Regions from separate parts of the Mus musculus genome. Here region 2 is linked to region 1. A link is a loop called in an ENCODE intact Hi-C map of the cell type or tissue named here. Cell type or tissue: left cerebral cortex. All regions are shown on one strand.

Evidence for each region. Peaks named below come from ENCODE experiments on the same cell type or tissue, not always from the same donor. Only the 100,000 strongest peaks of a DNase experiment are listed, where the experiment ranks them.
Region 2: a loop joins it to region 1, with 5 times the contacts of the local background. A loop is called at or near these places in 4 of 42 quality-filtered maps.

The regions. Positions count from the first base shown.
Region 1 is chr2:13,188,049-13,190,548 of GRCm38, forward strand. The region is part of intron 7 of Rsu1 (Ras suppressor protein 1); the gene reads right to left. Among named protein-coding and RNA genes, the nearest start is that of Rsu1, 82 kb to the right of the region's middle. In left cerebral cortex, no CTCF peak of the experiment used is centred here; DNase peaks (open chromatin) are centred at 998 and 1,566.
Region 2 is chr2:13,009,582-13,012,081 of GRCm38, forward strand. It overlaps C1ql3 (C1q-like 3), which reads right to left and starts at 1,283. Exons shown (of 2, transcript NM_153155.2): 1 at 679-1,283. The coding sequence starts at 1,266. In left cerebral cortex, CTCF peaks have their summits at 1,309 (motif pointing left) and 2,309 (motif pointing right); DNase peaks (open chromatin) are centred at 299, 676, 1,273 and 2,144; H3K4me3 peaks cover 2,127 bases; H3K27ac peaks cover 2,042 bases.

The DNA.
Region 1 (2,500 bases):
ATGAATTCCAAAATTTCACACGCCAACAAAAAATTATAAATGTTTTTAGGCTACGTATTAACAAGCCATTTTAATGAGTGTCAATTAAATCTATTTTCACTGATTATTAGCATTAAAATATTTTTTAAAAAGGCAGCAACGGTGTGTTGTTATATGCCACATGTGAACAAACACACGGGTACACAATTAGACCCTACTAACCATAATGAAAGCAAAAGCTATACACTACAGCAGAGTAAACCGTAGGGGGTGGGGAGAATGGAAGTATAGCTTTTACTTGTGGAGACAACAGTATCCTTTTGTTTCCTGAGTGACAAAAGGCAATGAGTACCTAATTATTATGGTTTGGATATGAAATTCTGCAGATGGGCTTATGGGATGAACACCTGGCCTCCAGCTGAAAAAGGCTTGGACACTTTAGAAGGTGGGGCTGAGATAAGGAAGCAGTCACTGGAGTGGGGAGATGTGCTTTTGGGGGTTTTTGTAACCTTGTCCCTAATCTCCCACCCCTATTATAGGCTCTACCCTCGCTGCCCTGCCCACCATGATGTTCTGTCCAATCAGATGGGACCAAAAGATAGGTATGTGTAGGTGTGTGTGTGTGTGTGTGTGTGTGTGTGTGTGTGTGTGTGTTGGGGACAGGAAAATAAACCCTCGGCAACTTTGAGCCAAAGTAAGAACTTCTTCTTATAAGTGACTCTCACAGGTATTTTGGTTACAATATAAAAGTTACTAATGGACTCACAGAAACAGCCATTGTCATATTCTTTACTGTTGATCCAAATTCCGGCAGAGGTCAGGGACATACACTAATACAGTCTAAACCTTCTAACAGTGCAGCATAAGAAATATGAATGCAAAGCAAGACTACGACTCAGGGGGAAAGAGTCTACCACACGGCTTACGGATTTACTTTGATAATGTATGACTCCTAACATAAAAAGCATTGCTATAAATAGCCCGGGGAAAATGGAGTTCTACCACACTTCTGGATGTGGGCGAGGATGATTTCACCATTACATCAGGAATCTTGTTTCCAAGTATTTTTGGAACGCCAACTGCTTCAGGTTAAAAATACGAAATACTGTCACAGTAACAATTAACAAAAAAAGAAAGTACTATCATACTCTACTCAAGAAGAAAACAATCAACAATTACAAAACCATTTTCACCGCGTGAAGGTGGCTTGGAAGCTCAGTTTATGTATAGGGAAAAAAACAACCCTAAGCTTGAATGAGTCAAACTCTGGCTTGGTTCCACGTATTAGCACTTCTAATCCACTTTCCTGGTTGCAACTGGTTTCTAGAGCCTTGCCTCCCCCCAAATACCAGTTGGCTAACTAGGACTTTCCAATCACCCTGACATTCCTGACCATCACCAATCTTAATACTGGCATTAGAAAAAAAAAAGAATTTTTATCCCTGTATTATCTCCCTACACCACCAGCTCCTGCTATTGACCCTGTCTTCTCTTAGCTTAGTTTCATATCCTCAACTCCCCCCCCCCCCCACATACACACACACCTCGGTGTGCACTTGTGTGTAGGTTGTGGGTGGGTGGTCACAGTTGCTATGTTCATGACTGTAATGGACATGTCATTTCTAGAAGACAGTACTATATATGGTACTCCTCCCATCTCTGGCTCTTACATCCTTCCCACCCCCTCTTCAGGAATGTTCCCTAGCCTCCAAGTGAGTGATTAAAGATGCCCCAGTACCTTGACAGGATATGAATCTTTGCTTTGTTCAAAATAATGGCTTCAAGTAGTGAACCAATTATTCCAAGAGAACATGGAATATTTCATTTTATATATTATTCCTATTTAGTTAAAGCTAGCATATAGAAAGCTTAAAGAAACTTTTGTTGTTGTTGTTGTTTAGTTTGATGCTACAAACTGTGAGGGAAGAACATTCAAGGGCCAAGTCTCCTAGTTGACATCATTAGAACAGCCAATGGAGAAGCCTGGGGTTCACAAAGCTATACTCCACAAAATCGTCAGAGTTGTTGGCTTAAATTTTAAACAACTGTTCCTTAAAATACAGTGCCATTGATAACTACTACAGAGAAAATCCAACGAATCACCTTCCAAATAATTTTCCATCAGATAACACGGTGTTTGAGTGGGCTGTCTACGGTCACATCAGTCTTTCCTGTTCTTGAACCCGGTTTCCTCAATGTTCTGATCAAGCTTAACGCCTTCATTGTTGCCTCTTCAGATGGTAACCTGCACTGTACTTCCTCACAGAAGGCCTGGCACTTCACTTTCCTAACACTCATTACACTTCACAACACATTTGATGACTATCTTCCTGTCCTGATGGTTTTTATGACAACTTAACAGAAGCTAGAGTCCTCGGAAAGGAGAGAGCTTTAGCTGGGACAATCCCTTCATAAGATCTGGTACTAATCACTAAATTTTTTAATTAGTGATTCATGGGAAAAGGCCTAGCCCTTGTGGGTGGGGCCATCCATGGGCTGGTGGTCCTGGGTTCTATAATAA
Region 2 (2,500 bases), 180 kb before region 1:
TCCTGTGTTTGCATGCCAGCTGCTATACTGTTACAGTGTAAATGCAACTTTTTCTGTTCCCAGCAGTTCTTCCTTTGGAAACTAACTGGAGTGTAAAGTGACTATTGAGTTTCACCGCCCAAAGCCTCTCAAAGGCCATGCCATTACATGCGCGCGGCAGAGTGCTGTCTGAGCCCTGGGCAGCCTTGTCTGAGACTCGCTCTTGGGGTCCTTCCATCCTCCCCGGAATGCTGGTCTATCTCCTCTGAATCTGGAGCCCTGACACGCCCATTTCGGGCTTCTGAAACCTTCTACATTCTCAGAAAAAGGCTGGAAGCGACTCTAAACTGCAGATAATGCCACAGACCAGGGATTCCCGGCCTGCTGTAAGACAGTTGCTGCAAGTTCACGAGTTGGCCCCGGGGCCAAGATCCCAGTTTCTCGCCCCTCGAGGGTTATGCTCTCAATTGCACGCGCCGAGCACGGTTCTGGCACCCTAAAACTACCTTGTCTGGGCTGCAAGGCGCTCTCCTCTGCGTATGACCCCCGCCTTTCCAGCATGTCACAGAGTCCCCCTCGCTTTAGCCCGGGGAGCCGGGTTGCCGCACCCTTCCTCCGCGGGCTCCCACCCCCATTTCCGGGGTCTCCTCCCTCTTGTCAGCACCTTCTCCGCCCTCCCCACTGCCTGCCCGCGCTCACCTGGTTGTTTTTGCAGAGATCAGCCCACATGCTGGTGCCGTCCCCTCCGCGCATCAGGACGTGGTAGGTGAAGAAGTAGATACCCGGTATGGAGCAGGTGAACTTGCCCGTGGTGGGATCATAGTGGTTTCCGAGATTGGTTACCACGTCGTCGAACTTGAGCACCTCGTAGCCTTCGTGCTGCCGTTTGAGGCCAGCGTAAAAGGCGATCTTGGGCACCGTGCTATAGGTGGCTGCACTGATAGCCCCGGCCGCGTTCAGGCCGGGCGCCCCAGGCGGGCCGGGCAAGCCTTGGCGACCCGGCTCTCCCTTCTCGCCCGGGGGCCCCACGGGGCCCGGCGGTCCGGGCTCTCCCGGGGGCCCACGCGGGCCTGCCTTCCCCGGCCTACCGGCCTCGCCTTTGGGACCCTGGATGAAAGTGGGCAGGGACTGCATAAGGCCCCGGTCCGGAGTGGCGGCGGTGCTGGGAGCCTTGGTGCCCCCATAGGGGTCGCAGACCATGCGGCAGGTGCCCAGCATCTCGTAGTGAGCCGACGTGCCGGCCGAGCTCACCAGCACCGGGATGAGGATGACCAGCAGAAGCACCATCACCACCCCCAGCGCCCCGGCGGCGATCAGGCGCCTCCTGCTGCCCACGAGCCGGCTCAGCGCGGGCCGATCCTCTTGTCTGCTTTTGGACAAAATTTTGAAGGTTGGGCGGGGACCTCTTCAGAGCCGAAAACAATCCCCCTTCGAACCCCAACTCCCCTGGGCGGGCGCGCGCCGGTCGCTCTTGACCGGCTCCTGCTCCCCCCCGCTGAGGCTGCGGCTAGGGAGGGAGCTGGGGCGCCAAGTGACTTGAACTGAAGTCCCGAGCTGGGGGTGGGGGTTGGGGGGAGGGGTGCTCAGGGCGCCCTCTCGCCTCCTGCCAGCCCCTTCGCACCTGTGGCTGCGGCGGGTGCCGGAGCGGCCACCCGGAGGGCAAAGCCAGCTGCCGCCTGCTGCGCTCGTCCGGAGCAGCTCACACTTTTATGCCGCTGCTGCCCGTGATCGACTTTTCCTTTTTTGCAGACTGCGCCAGTTCTCACCAACTTTCTGTCTGAAGTTGCCCTTTTTTTTTTTTCTGCTTCTTGCTTTTCTTTTGTTGGCTTGGTTCGTCTGTCCTTGTCTCTTTTTTTTTTCTTTCTTTCTTTCTTTCTTTTTCTCCTGCAACTCCAACAGAAACGCACCCCCCAACCCTAGAGGGCTGCGGTTGCTTGGGGTCGGGAGGCCCCTGAGATGCGCGGAGCAATGGCAATTCGCAGGATCCGCGGCTCAGAGAAGCTCAGGGACAGAGGAGATAGGAGCTAGCCAGCAGCATCGAGAGCCTCGCCGCCGAAAAGCTGAACGAGAGAGCTGAACGCAGAATTCTGCCTGGGTACCACCTGCCAGGAGAAGAGGAGGCTGACAAACGCGCGCCGGAGCAATTTATAGGAACCCAAGGCACAGAGGAAGGGGAGCCGCTTTGGCATCTCTCTGCAGCATCTGCTCTGCTCATCCCACTCACACAGAGTTTGGCATTACTCTGACAATGTGGGATTTTTTTTTTTCGGCCTCTCCCCCCTCTCAGCAAGGGATGAACAGTGAAACCCTGAATACTTCCTTGTCTAGCCCAGACGATGGCAGCGCCCTAGCTGGTCATACTAGGGGGAGGGAGACAGCTGCGCAACTGCTCTCAGGACTCAAGGGTCACACCTAAATCTATTTCCCCAGTGCCAACAGCTCTTGTTGGAGGTGGAAGTGAAGGTTGAAAGGAGGGAGGTTTGATGACAACATTTCTCCTCTGGCTCATCCACAATCAGTG